Linked DNA regions of Homo sapiens: region 2 is linked to region 1. The links are chromatin contacts, found by Hi-C or POLR2A ChIA-PET in ENCODE. All regions are on one chromosome and are shown on one strand. The core of a region is the stretch at or near the end of the contact, and the rest is flanking DNA. Distances in the headings are between cores, read along the strand shown.

Evidence for each region. Hi-C counts contacts between places; a loop is a spot of excess contacts on that map. ChIA-PET counts read pairs that join two places held with the same protein, here RNA polymerase II (POLR2A). Pooled maps may share reads with other maps.
Region 2: a loop to region 1 is called in a pooled map, with 2.4 times the contacts of the local background. The contact joins two enhancer-like sites. A Hi-C loop is called at or near these places in 1 of 37 single-sample maps with no recorded cell type and 3 of 50 pooled maps. POLR2A ChIA-PET finds 5 or more read pairs at or near these places in 3 of 52 experiments (GM12878, activated CD4-positive, alpha-beta T cell and activated naive CD4-positive, alpha-beta T cell).

Annotation. Positions count from the first base shown.
Region 1 is chr6:119,311,798-119,319,222 of GRCh38, forward strand. The region is part of intron 2 of MAN1A1 (mannosidase alpha class 1A member 1); the gene reads right to left. Among named protein-coding and RNA genes, the nearest start is that of MAN1A1, 34 kb to the right of the region's middle. RefSeq lists a silencer at 1,187-1,481. Within about 2 kb of position 2,779, at least 7 of the 41 ENCODE cell types and tissues checked have a DNase peak (open chromatin) inside an H3K27ac peak, as active enhancers do.
Region 2 is chr6:119,444,064-119,451,488 of GRCh38, forward strand. No RefSeq gene overlaps it. Among named protein-coding and RNA genes, the nearest start is that of MAN1A1, 98 kb to the left of the region's middle. Within about 2 kb of position 2,773, at least 5 of the 41 ENCODE cell types and tissues checked have a DNase peak (open chromatin) inside an H3K27ac peak, as active enhancers do.

The DNA of each region.
Region 1 (7,425 bases), core at 1,529-4,028:
GTAGCAGCTCGGTGTCTTAAAACCACAAAGCTCTATCTTATCAATGGCCAACAGATGCTAGGTAAGGTTTCACAGAACGTGTAAGGCAGGCTCTAAATGCTAAAAATCTGCTTGTTCGGGCTATTTTTAAAATAATTAGATGTATTAAAAATTAGTTTGGTGTTGGCGGGCTCTTGAATTAACGGGTCTCAGCCTGCAGTGAGGAAATAACCTAGAGACCAACAGACAGAGGCCATGTTTGGCTCACTTATATAACAGTCCGCTGTTTGTCATGAAAGGGAAGAAGTTCTGTGGTCCAGTGATACTCATGTCCCTGCTGTTCTTGGGGACACAAGGGGCTGTGTCTGATTCAGGCAAGGTCTGAGGTGGAAGAGCAATCTAACTCACTGATTGTTAAACCTGAAAGTGATGTGCCATTTCTCTTAAAACTACACTTAGGGTTGATGCTTTGAAAAACAGTGATTTTAAAAGCCTGACAGCAATTTCCATCAAACTTTGCTTAAAATTACTTGGCTGTCATATAAAAGTAACTTCTAGAGCTTTCAGATAAAATATTTTTAGGGTCATTGAATTAACCTTATTTCTTTCAATCTTTGGTGGAACTGGAAAACAGAACGGAGAGACACAGATAAAAAGCAACTTGGGGGAAATTAATTCACAATTTCTCCAAACCTTCACTTATCCATTGGAAGAGAATTTCTCCATGGATCAAGAAAAGACGGCAATCTAACCACCCCTTCCACCGCTTATCTAATGCTATCCCCACCACCTACATTTCCTTATGGGAATGAAGATCTGGAGGGCCAGAAGGACAACTGGGCAGCAAGAGACCTGATACTAAGGCCGGTCTATCACAGCCACATGGCAGAGCAGGTCACAGTGGATAAGCCTGAGGCCAGCTGCCTCAGGGTCTGCCCTTCTACCCCTTAGTTCTCTCATCTTTCAAAAAGAATAACCCATTTTAACAAATGCACCACTGTGGGTTGAGGTGCTGAGACTGCGAGGTTGTGCCTGTGTGGGGACAGGGTGTATATGGGAACTCTCTATACTTTCTGTTCAATTTTGCTACAAGCCTAAAACTGCTCAGAAAATACAGCTTACTAAAAAAGTAAGTATTATCTCCCTTACAGCACAGTGAGGAGATCAGGTGTGACAGGGCACCTGACTAGAAGACACTCAATGAGCCTGGCTGACCTTTATCCACTCACGCCACCTCCTCAGAGTCCTCCTAGGCTTCAGGAGGTTAAACAGATAAGGGAGAACTTAGGAAGGAAGTTCTCCTTCCTTTGATGCTTTGACCTTTAGCTGAACTCAGAGTGGGCAGAGCAATTACGGGAAAGGAAAGAAAAGAGGCTAATGTCACCAAGAGGTGACAGTGCAGAGCCTGATGTGACTCCGCCTTCACAAAGACTGCCTGCCTGGAGTCTACCACAATTACATCTGAAAGTATTTAGCACCCTCTCATGCAACAGGTATCAAGATGCCACCCAAGACAGTCTTAGGAATGATCCTTGTCCTCACATCATTCCTCAGTGAGCGAGGGCCACCTCCAGTCACCTTCTAGCTGTCATCACCCAGTATGTGAAAAAAAGCCCTCTAGCCATGATAGTTTCCAATTTTACCCCATATGAAATTCAAATACTCATTCACATGCTTTGCTCTTTCAAATGCTGAAATAAATGTATCCCCTTCTCTCTTTCCCAAAGGCTGTCAAGGTGTTCTATTTTCAAGATTCTTTACCCCAATGTTACAATGACAATCACTACTTAGTAGCTACGGTTGCGAGGATGAGAATTATAAATGGGAATAAAGCAGTACTGCCAGATTTAGGAAATGGAAATATTACACAGAACCTACTTATACTAAAAAAAAAAAAAGTTGTTTATCTGAAATTCAAATTTAACTGAAAGTGCTATATTTCATCTGGCAACCCTAGGACAATGGGATAGGACACATTCAGTTCCTGGTTCTGAGTCCACTGTCTGCTCTCTGGTTTGTGCCCTGTTCTGTGGTAGGCTCGAAAAAGGGGTCAGAACATTTGAAGGGCCAGACAGGAACAGAACCACCAGGTCTAGGGCAACTAGAAGTGAATGGGAAACGTGACAAAACGAGAGTCAAGCCCCTCACTAAAGCTATTTAAAAAAAAAAAAAAAATCAAAACTACGCTGGCTAAGGGTTAAAAAAAAAAATCCGTGAGCCACAGTTAGCCCACAGCCCAGCAGTTTGCACTGCAACCTCTACTTTACAGGCACGCGTCTAGAACTAACCACTCTGTTTTTAGGTCTGTGGGCATGTGGCTTCCCACCAGCCCTGGTTCCCATAGCTCTGTGAGGAGCTTCTATTCCACTTCTAGCATAGGCTGCCCTTCAGGGCCAGCTTCCCGGACTGCTCTGGTAGCAACATATGTGCTATCTCTTTGCCACAAATTAGCAAAAGTCTTTGAGATCTGAGGTGCATAAAGCATTATGTGTAAGCTTCTCAACAATTCTTTCACTGGATGAGCAGTAGTTTCACATTTTAGAAGTATTATTTTGTTCTACAAATCAAACTGTAGGAGCTGTCGTCATCATGGGTTATGGAGGCCGAGGCTGTAAAGGAGGAAGTGAATTAACTTTGTCAAACAGCTACCACACTGCACTGTGAGGGGAATTTGATATAATTTAACACATCCAATCCTTACAACACCCTCTCTGGGGTATTATTATCCCTGTTTTACATATGAAGCTGAGGCCCAAGGTAGTGTAGAGAAGAGCAAGGCTGGAAACTCTCTCACGCTGATTTTCTCCACTATACACTGAACAGAGCCCTCACTTTTTTGCTGCTTGCAAACCTCAGACAGTCATCTGAGGCCTCTGAGCCCTCCTGCTCCTCCATGCACAGAAGGCAGCTCTATCTGGGGTCTGAGAAGCTGTGGCCAGGCCTGGCACCAAAATGACACATGCCGAATCAGGACTGGGAGCTGGCTCAACTGAAGACCCTCACAGCACCACCTTTCCTTGCCTGCCCTACATCCTTCAATTCTCACAGCCTTCCTCCTCCTCCACTTCGGCTCTCAGCTCCAGCTCTGTACCTAACTTTTCTCCTCCTGCCCTGTATGCTACTGGGGCAGACAAGATGGTGTTGTCCTATTCGACCTGGCCTGTCACTAGATTTATGGAAAACCATGAATTCCTCTCCTCATGCCAAGCTGCTGTCTACAGCTCTGATATTTTCTGAAGTTTACTACCACCACGGGAGCTAATGTGGACCAGCTTCTCTTTCCTCTTTCTGTATTACTCGACTTCTTGTTGCTATGTGTGCAATTCGTTTGTTGCCAGGTACTCGAGGTTGCCTCTTATCTACTGAGTGGAGAATATATATATATGGATGGGGATTTTCTTCAGATTGAGGTGTCCTGAATTCTCCTACAGCCAATTTTAATGTACTTCTAAGTTGGCAGGAGATATATAAAGAAACAGTAATTATTTAATGCTATTGCATGAATTCTAATGTGCCACTGAGCATTAATTCCCCAGTGAAATGAAAGCGTGGTTAGCAATAGCAATTTCTTTAGAAAAAGAGTCAGAATGACTGATAAAGCCAGTTTTAAAAAATGAGAATTCTAGTAATCACTACTTGTAATGGACAGATTGTTCTGTTTCTAAGAAGTATCTCGTTCTCCTAAGGAAAACCCAGTGTTTCCAGTTCTAGCTAAAAAAATTGGATCATATGCATTTAATGGTTCTCTTTTTTTATGGCCAAATTTTGACATTATTTTATAAAAACTCTTGTGCTGTTACCAAATGGCAGAGGGTACAGGGGAAAAGAAAAAGAATAAAGAAATACTTGACCAAAATATAAGTCCATTTCTCTAAAACATTCTAAGGGATTATAATTTAGCAACTCAAAAGTTAGAGGTCAGAAAAGGGCTTATTCATAGGTGAATATCTAGTCCATTCCTTTTTGGAAGGAAGCACTATTGCTGAGAACACTTTCCTTACATAGAACAGTTTGGCATCAGCTTAGGGTCTACCATTTGTAGTTATTTCCTTATCAAAAATATCTGTCTTGTGGTTGATGACTATGGTCTCCAGGCAGAAGCTGTCACTGAGTTCAGAAGTTGTCACTTTGTGTTTAAAGGTTTAACCTCAGGGTTTTTGGTCTGTTTATTCGGCAGATTTTTAATTAACACGGAAACTTTGAATTCATTAGATTAGCTGTGCTAAGACCTCTGTGGTCAATGTGAGGCCAGCAAGTGACCCCTTGCAGGCCTGTGGTGACAGGTGATCTCCCTCACTTGGTCCCCAGGCCAAGATCTTACAGGGCTTTCCCAACATGGGAAGCATCAGCAACTACAGATCTTTAGTGATCAAGAGAAAAAGATATTCATTTTTGTGGGTTTTTTTTTTTTTTTTTTTGAGATGGAGTTTTGCTCTTGTTGCCCAGGCTGGAATGCAGTGGCGCGATCTTGGCTCACTGCAATCTCCACCTCCCGCGTTCAAGCGATTGTCCTGCCTCAGCCTCCTGAGCAGCTGGAATTACAGGTGCCTGGCTAATTTTTGTATTTTTAGTAGAGACGGGGTTTCGCCATGTTAGCCAGGCTGGTCTCGAACTCCTGAGCTCAGGTGATCTGCCCACCTTGGCCTCCCAAAATGCTGGGATTACAGGAGTGAGCCACCATGCCCAGCCAAAAAAAGGTATTCCTTGCTGGGATATCACAGATGCTCCCTTAATATCCTAAGGAGAGCTAAAAAAGTGTGCCATAGAAAACAAATACTATTTTCATGTAATGTCTAATCTCAAAAGTTTTTTTTTAATACTTGTAATAAAAAGGTAAGCCCAAACATTCTAACTCATACATATATCATTCCACAACTTCAAATTTTCACATTTTAATTTTTGCAGCAGTGACAAAATGATTTTTAAAATTGAAATGTGCTATCTTTAAAAGATTTGTTTATAGATTTGTCAACCTTATAAAGACTAAGCTTTTTCTTTTAGATTCCTTTTTTAAACTTTACAAATACTATGAGGTTATCACTAGTATTACTAGTAGTTAATAAAGTTACTAATTATTTAGTGATCGATGAAAATGAATTAGCTTGAATTTCATTAAAATGAGCAAAGTCAGATATAGTTACCTTTTTAAATTACATTTTTTTATTATTATTATTCTTTTTTTTTTTTTTTGAAACAAGCTATCCCTAGAGTCAAGCCCCATTCTTCAGTTAGCAAGAGGAGAATTGTAGGGCACAAGTATTTCCCTTTTATCCTTTCTTTTGTGTGTGTATGTTTTCTAAAACAGACTTTTTTTTAAACAGAAGTTTTAGATGCACAGCAAAACTGAGTGGAAAGTACAAAGTTCCTATATATCCTCTGTACCCCAAAGGCACAACCTCCTCACTATCAACATTACGCACGAGAATCGTACGCTTATTACAACTGATGGACCTACACTGACACATCATTACCACCCAAAGTCCATGATTTACATTAAGGCTCACTCTTAGTGTTGTATATTTCAATGGTTTTGACAATGTATAATGGCATGTATTTACTACCATAGTATCATAGAGTATTTTCACTGCCATGAAAATCCTCTATGTTGTGCTTATTCATCCCTCTCTCCAATCCCCAGTAATTTACTGTCTGCATAGTTTTGTTTCATCCAAAATATAATTGGAATCACAAAATACGTAGCCTTTTATATTGTAGCCATGTTACTTCTTTCACTTAGCAACATGCATTTAAGGTACCTCCATGCCCTTTTATTGCTTGATGGCTCATTTCTTTTTAGTGTTGAATAATATTTCTTTTTAGTGCTGAATAATATTCCATTGTCTGGATATACTGCAGTTTAATTATCCATTTACCTATTGAGGAACATCTTTGTTGCTTCCAAGTTTTGGCAATTATGAATAAAGCTGTTAAAGAAGAGACTTGCACAGTATAAGCATTTCCTTTTTGAATTAAGGCCAGAAATCACTATTTTCTTAATTAAAGGATTATGAATTGTAATTCTGTAAGTTATTATTATTTGAAGGTAGAATTCATAAAAATAGATTGGCCATAAAATGTCACATATTATAGGAAAATTTGTTTTTCCTAAAAAAAAAACAAAAAAAACCTTCTGAAGTAACTGTCCTTAAAATTGTCCATTATTAATAAGTGGAATATCCGTTGTCATCTAGAATCCATGATCTTGTAAGATTCTGAAAGTAATCCTTTCATACTGCTGATAACAGTTTTACAAATTATTATCTGGGCATAACAATAATAAAAATGTATAAAAGGACTTTACTTATGAAATGTAATACTACCAGAAATGCTGGTTCCTAAGGATAATCTTGGAGTAGCAACTAGTGATTCCACAAGACTTAAAATCCATAATTGGTGTGTCCCAAAAATGTATTTTCTTATCATCATCCTTGTCACAGAAATAGCATTTACTGAACACTTACACATCAGGAAGTATGTAAAGCATTTCTCCGCTCATCCCTTACAACAACTCTGCAAGGAAGGTAGTCTCCCCAGAGAGAGTCCCATTGCACAGATGAAGAAATCAAGAGGTAAAGTAATTTTCCCAACATCAGATCTTGGTGGTGGAGGTTGGCTATGAACTCAGATTGAGTCTGAAGCCTAACATATATTACCTTGTACACTGTCCTGAGCCAAATGTGTGACCCATGCAATCTGGGGGAAACTTGGCTTCCAAATAAAGTGTTACTCATGTGCTGTTGATATATATCTTTGTATGTTTCTGTTACTTATCTCATTATTCTGGAAAAATTTACATTATGTTTAAGAGTGAGGCTTTCAGAAACATGACATGCAAAACCAACTTCCAATCTTTCTTTTTTTGAAAACCTTGCAGATACAGGGAAAGCATTAAATGTACTGCTATATTAAAAAAGTGAAAATATGAGTATCTCTTACTTCTGTACCCTGTAGGGAAAAAGTTACCTGACATATACTGAAACAGAACTTTGCTTTACATACATTTTAATAGCTAAAAGTTCTTTCCTTTGAAAGGTATCTGTTCACCTCTACTTGGGCATCCTACACGGGTTCTTTCATCACCATGAGTCTTGGTTTCATTGAGGATTGTATTTCATCACCAAAAGAACACCCTAATAATTTCATTTTGTGTTACTGAAAAGAGACATATTGCTCAATATTACTAGCTTGAATGTCAATAATACTCTAAACATTGCCACTAAATGGCAATATCAGATTTCTCATTAAACACATGCAGAAAAAAAGTACTGAGATATGGATTATTTTTCAAAGCTCTCTTCTATGGTTTCATCTAGACTTCTACATTACTAAGATTATCACTAAAAATGGCAAATGATTATTTTAGACTATATGTGATACAGTACCATCTTTAAGGCAAGCACTAACATCTAATATGCCTGTATCATTACCACCCTAAAATCATATTTT
Region 2 (7,425 bases), core at 1,523-4,022, 130 kb after region 1:
GTATCCTTAGTCATTATGCATGGCCAGGTGATGTTTTACCAACCTCTCTTCATTCAGGGGAGATATCCCTGGCTTACAGCTTTCGAAGCCAACTCTGCTGTAGTTCTCATAGGCTGTTTCATAATGCCTAGGCTGACTCATTCTCCACCATTGCTCTTATTTCCTTTGCCTTCTGATATGGTTTGGATCTGTGTCCCCACCTAAATCTCATGTTGAATTGTAATCCCAGTGTTGGAGATGGGGCCTGGTGGGATGTGATTGGATCATGGGGGTGGATTTCCTCCTTTGGTGCTGTTCTTGTGATAGAGTTCTCACGAGATCTATTTGTTTAAAAATGTGTGGTTAATCCCCCTGCCCCCACTCCTGTTCCAGCCATGTAAAACGTGCCTGATTTCTCTTTGCTTTCTGCCATGATCGTACATTTCCTGAGGCCTCCCCAGAAGCAGATCTTGTCATGCTTCCTGTACGTCCTGTGGAACTGTGAGCCAATTGAACTTCTTATTAATTACCCAGTCTCAGGTATTTCTTTATAGCAATGTGAGAATGGACTATTATACCTTTTCTGTGACAATGTTCTTCTTTTAGCTTCTCTACCTTAACTGCCAAAACATCCTGCATCCTGCCTCTGAAATTTCTGACTCAGGTACTGTATTCCACTTTCCAGCTGCAGGCTAGTATCATTTCACTGAGAACTCCACTCCATTAATGCCACCACAGTTTCATTATCTATCAACTATCCCTCACTTCCCTTTTTGTCCAGCTTAGATTTTATGGTAGAAGTCATAATCATGTCCCTACAGACACTCTCACCTCCCTTATTCAGTTCTGCGATGAGCACACTCATCTGCCACAACTTTAGCACTGGTTGGACCTATCTACCTTCTTTGTATTTAGATCTGAACAAATGTGTATGGCTGGAGAAAAATCAATAAGGAGGCTGCCTGTTTCATTAAATAAATTCATCATCATATTTAGGTGCCTTAAATAGGTACTCTGCACTGCCTGACAGTGTTTCCCTAATAAACTTAATCATTCTCAAGAGAACTGTTTTATACTTTCTCCCCTCCCCCTTACATCTTACTCACTCTCACTGATGACCTCATTTCTTATTTCATTAACAAAATAAAAGTAATGAGATAGGAACTCTTTAAACTTCCCATTGTCAGGCTCTGTATGGCAGACACGCCTGATAGCCGTAACTTAAGCATACACTGAGAATGATCCTGTATGGCAGATGCACCTGAATATGTGTTCAGAGTTACAAGTTAAGGAAACTGGGAGTGGCCAACTCAGAAATTCATTTCTTATCTATGAAGAACATATGAACCTCCACCTGTCCCATGGAACACGGGCTGTGCAGGGGGTTGAGGCCCTTTGTTTTGGGTTAAATGAAGGCTGTGAGGTGGAGGTTGCTGGAGGAGGATGCTATGCAAAAATGCTATATAAATTGCATGTTTTTTGCAAGTGGTAGCAGTTCTGTCATCCAACCCATTGCCACTGGGCCACTCTGTATCTAAGTCCCCTTAGTAAACCCTATGTCTTGTTTGCTCGCTCTGGGTCTCTTCTTGAGCCTCTTGAACCTGATACCATCCCTAATGAAGTTAATAGGGATCCAGCTTGACAGGTCCATAAAACCACCCCTGCATTAGTTCCCTCCTTTCCTTGCTTCTTGTTAATGTAGAGGAAGTGTCCCTCTTCTTGTCAAAGACCAGCCTCTACATGTGTTCTGGATCTGACTCCCTACTGTTTTCGCAAGGACTTTTCTGCATGTCTAACTCTCCCTCTCAGTGGGGATTCTTCTCTTAGCATTCCGCAGTGTTCCAGGCTGGCCCCTCTTAAAAGCTCTCCTGCAGCTGCATATACTTTTCAATTTCCGGGTAGCTTAGATCTGAAGTGGACCGCTGTCTGCAGTCTCTGTCTCTGCTTCCTTACCCCACATTCACTTTATCCCCACCTCATCAGCCCTCTCCTATTTGGCATCTACACCACTGTTCCACTGAAACTGCCTTTGTGAAGGTCTCCGATGAGCTTGATGCTGTCAAACCAATGGATGCTCTCCAGTCTTTAGTTAACTTGCTCACAGTATGGCTCCATCTTTTCTTTCAGAATCACATCTCCTTAGAGAGGCCTTACCTAATGACTCAGCCTGAAATATTCTCTCCCTTCCCCCCCTGTGGTGTTATTACATCACTCTGCTTCATTTTCTTCATAGCACTTATTATCTGAATTTATCTTGTGCTTATTTGTTCATTTGTTCACTGTATGTCTCATGCCTCCACCTAGAACAGTGCCTGGCACATCACAGATGCTCAATAAGGATCTCTGGAGTGACAGACAATGCTTTATTTAGAATCATCTCTCCCCTTCAACAACTCAGCTTTTGTTAACTGGATGGAGTTTGTCTGCCTGACTCTCTCTAACATCAGGATGAGTTCACTGCTGACAAGCTGCCTTGCCCGTCAATCAAGGAGATTTCCTGGTGGGCCCTCTCATTTTTGGACATATCTAAGCCCCATGTATGATCGGCCTCATTTTGGATCTGGGCTTTCCCTCCCTTTATTCCTTCTTTTATTCTGACTCACTCACATTATTCTGGCCACAGGTTTCTAGTCTTTTATTTTCTTTTTCAATATGAGCCTCAGTTATAAAACCTCCTTCTTTCTAAACACTAACTACAGGCTTCTCTGTTGATGGTAATGAACAGGCATCTCAGAACCAGTTTGGGAATGTAGCAGTCTTACATTTGCCCCATAGTCTGGAAAACTTCCTTGTTTTAGGGCCAGCTGGCTAAGCTCCAGATCTTGTCTCCAGTCTTCTGAAATCTTAAGTATCTGGGTCAAAGTTATTTGCAGACTTGACTTTGGTTATTTAGCCACAAAACTATTGTGGCCATCCTGCGCAGCATACTGACAGTGAAAATTAGGCGTGTTCCAATGATAAGTCCAACCTGTATGTTTTTCTAGGGTGTGTTTGACCAGCATGACAGGGAAAACCAGCAAAAGTACCAGAAAGAATATCCAATTAATAAATATCACCAACTGCCAGCCAGACAATGTTATTTTCCATTCTTCTATTGTTAAACAAACATGAAAACAAAACCCACAAAGTTATCATTGAGAAATTTTTAATGATAACTTCACTGTATGTTTTCTTTGAATTTGTTTCTTTTAACCATGATTTAATGTTAACACAAATATTCCTATATGCACAGAAGCGTAAACATTTTCTTGAGACCTGGACTCAGCATGGGTATATGCTAGAAATCTAATACTAAAAAAATGCCCAGAGCATGACCCAGTGCCATTGGTTGTTCAACTTCAGCCCTTATTCTGACTATGTCCAATAGCTGTATCTAGGGTGGTCATTTAATTTATCATCCAAACTGGGATACTATTAATAATTATGCTGGAATAGTATGAGTAGACATGGGCTGTTCTGAGAAAATGGAAACGTATGGTCATTCTTACCCTAACTTTGTATAATAAGTGTGGAACTCTCCAGCCTTCCCCAAGCAAACAAAGGCTCTGGCCTTTGCAGCTGTAACTCAGTACTGCCCTTGGTCCACAGGCTTGAAGGTGTACAGAGGCACAATTAGTCACTAACTAGAGCCTTCTTTAATTGCTATAAGTGCATTTTAGTTATCTTTTCACAAATTCATGATAACAGGGACCATATTAAGATTTACCACTGGGCTTGGTGGCTCACGCCTGTAATCCCAGCACTTTGGGAGGCTGAGGTGCACAGATCACCTGAGGTCAGGACTTTGAGACTAGCCTGGCCAACATGGTGAAATCCTGTCTCTACTAAAAATACAAAAATTAGCCAGGCCTGGTGGTGGGCACCTGTAATCCCAGCTACTCAGGAGGTTGAGGTAGGAGAATCACTTGAACCTGGGAGGTGGAGGTTGCAGTGAGCTGAGATTGCACCACCGCACTCCACCCTGGGCAACAAGTGCAAGACTCCATCTCAAAAAAAAAAAAAAGGTTTCCCACCCCACTTCCCACAAAATAAAGTAGGCCCTCAAAAATTCACTTTTAGAAAGAAGGAACTGAGAGGGAGGCTTGACGGAACAAGCTTCCATTTTCCTAACACAATGACTGTCTAATTCAACCCATAGGCTGTTATGGTAAGTTTGTGTGTGTTTGTGTGTTGGGCATGGTGGAGCGGGTGGGAAAACAGAGTAGAAAAGTACTGGGATTGGAATTAGAGCTAAATTTGCTTCTCTGCCCAAACTGTGAGGTACATATATACATATATATGTGTGCATGTGTGTGTGTGTGTGTGTGTGTGTGTTTGTGTACACACACACTTAATGGAAGAAACATATGAACCAATGAGTTTCTTAGAGAAAGTTTCTTAAATGACTGCCAAAAGCAAACAAATAATCAATTGGAAAATGCTTATATTCCAATAAATTTTTTAAAAAGTTCATGGTACCAGATTACTCTTCTTCTCTCCTTTGGGGTCATCAACTCCCACCTCCCTCTTGTTGGCAGCCTTGAGCTAAAGGCTAAACTATATTTGAGCATTTCCAGTGGTAGTAAAATTGTTATCTGCCTTTGAACAGCTGTCTTTTTGTTGTTTTATTTCATTTTAAAATAAAAATAAATATGCACATAAAAATTGTGCATATTTATGGGGTTCAGTGTGACGTTTCAATACATGTATACATTGTATAATCATCAAATCAAAGTATTTAGTGTACCCTCAAACATGGATCATTTCTTTGTGGTAAGAAAGCTCTGACTCTATGTCTTTCTTTAATTGAACTGAAATCTGTCATCCCAGGTGACCAACTGTTCTGGTTTGTCTGGAGCTGTCCTGTTTTAACACTGAAAATTCTGCATCCCAGGGCATCCGTCAGTCCTGGGCAAACCAGGACAGTTGGTCACTCTGCCTCTAATTGCCATCTGTTGGCCTTATTCTCCATCTTGGGCTATGCGAAGAATGCTATTTTTTCTTCCAAACAACATCCATTTTGACACATTTAAGGCACATTCCTCTAGCTCCAATCATTCTTACCTGACACAGCTTTAGATTGTTTACTTTCCACTATATATGCTCAGAGTGCACTATCCCCTGTTCCAGGAGGAGCTTTCTGTTCCAATCCACGTTTCCATAGAGAAGGGGAATTTCTCTTCCCTCTCCCTGGGGAGGGTGGGTGTGAACACTGGTTTCATCCTCCACATTCTCTTTCATCCCTCTGAGAGGAAGAGTTACAGTAAACCTGGTTTTTGAGAATCCCACATCCTTTGGGCCAAGGGTCTCACAGTGGCCAGGATTCCTCGACCTCAGAGGTGACAAACAGGCTCTGTACTGCCTCTTCCACTGCCTGCCTTGGCCTCATGGATTCACAGAAAGAACCTGGCTCTCCTCCTTCCTCTTTTCTGCCTCTAAGCAGTGAACACATTCAATGTAGAGAGGCAGCCTAGAAGGAAGTTTCATGTTTTTGCTGTAATTTCCAATTTCCCTACTTCCTGGGTGAATGCTTAGGTCAGCTATGCCCTGTAAGCTTGGTTGTTTTTCGTTTAGAGTGGGTGGGAAGGAGGAGGCCCCCCACTTTCTCCTGTTTTTCTAGAGCGCCCAGCACATTGAAAGGTACACTTGTCATAACAAGTCTAATTCTTTGATTCCTCTTTTGGTTTAATTTCCCACACTTTTTTCTTCCTTGCTTGCAGTAGTGATGGAAAGGAGAAGTGAATCTCTGAACTTTAAAGTTCATTAACCTGGCCTGTAAGATGTGGAGTAGCACTGAGTACAACACTGAGTGCCACACTCAACTTTATTTGCTCCAGTTCTAGCACTTCTTTAATCCAGCCTGTGACCAAATCAGTTTCGTACTGACTTTATTGTAGATTCAGTTTTCTTACTGATAACTGACATCCCTGATAAGGCACACATTTCTCCCCACATGTGTGCATTGATTGCTTGTATCAAAGTCCAAAGATTTGATAATCTCTGTTTCTGCTATTCCCTTCTCAGCTCACGGCTATGAGGCTCCTGGTCCCCAACACTTCAGAGCAAATGCTACCACTAAGCTTACTGATGACTTTCACTAAATGATGATCTTCATCTGTGACTCCTCCGCCTTATCTCTATTCACTTACTCTTCTGTGCCTCCTTCAAACCAATGGCTTTATCTATCACCTATGTATTGATGATTCTCAAACCTATACTCATGTTCCTGACCTCTCTTCTAGGCTTCATATTCACATAATCCACTTGTTTGCAAGAGAGCTCTATCCAGATATCATACTTGCACCTTAAATTCAACATGTTCCAAATCAAATTCATTATCTTGGTATAAGATTTTGATTTTACTCCAGTATTACCTATATTGGAGACTGCAACCACTATTCACATAGTCTTTTAAGTCAGAAATCTGATTACTCTTTATAGTTCTCCTCTCTTTTTCTTTCTCCATCTTTAATAGGTCCTGTTAACCCCACTTCCTAAATATCTTTTACAACCTTCTCTTGCTCTTTGTTCTCATTGTCGCTACTTTTCTGTGCCCTTTCCTTTTGGCATTGCTTCAGCAGCTTCTGAATTGTTCTGTCCGCCTCCAGTCCTGGCTGGCCCCATTGTCCACACTGTTGCCAGAGGACCCTTTCTAAATGGCAAATCATACCACGTCATGCCCTACTTTCTAAATCCTCCATAACCGCTCATATTCTTCAGAATATGGATCAGATGTTTGGTTTAATATGGAATGTGTTTCATGGCTTGTTCCCTGACTATGCTTTAGCCACATGTCCTGCCACGTCCCTGCCTCTTGCACCATCCTTCCTCCCATTCTCAACAACCTGAGAGTTCAAGAGTGTGTTACGCTGCTCTATGCCCCAGTGCCATTTCCACACACACTGCTTCCTCTACCTGGAGTGCCACTTGTCTCTCTCCCCCAGCAAACTCCAGCCCACCTACCCTTCAGGCTTATGTGAGGACTCACCCTCTGCAGATGTTCCCCCGACCCCATTATCTCCTCACCAGCAACCAGTCTCATTTTTGATGCTCCTATTGAAATCTAACTAAAACTCATGGCTCAATAGATGGCCATTGCAGCTCTACACTGAGGTGGCTCAAAAGATTATTTATGGGTGGAGTGTAGACTTTTCTGTAGAAAGCCCTTCTACATCTATACTATCAACAAAACATATATATATGATCAATGTCCCAAAGCTATACTATAGAATGCATGGGCACGTGTATGTGTGTGCGTGTAGATGGTGGTGGATATAACATATCCTGGAATATTTTCAAAGGAAGACTTGTCAGTTGCCTGTAACAGTCAGAGGGAGTTCTTAGTAGTTTGTTCAAGAAACGTCTGGTTTAGTGAAACTGAGCAACAGAGCTTCCCAGTGAAACTGCCAAGTTCCTATGTAACCACATGAATGATTGTTAGATGGAATTATTGAATATAAACTAATT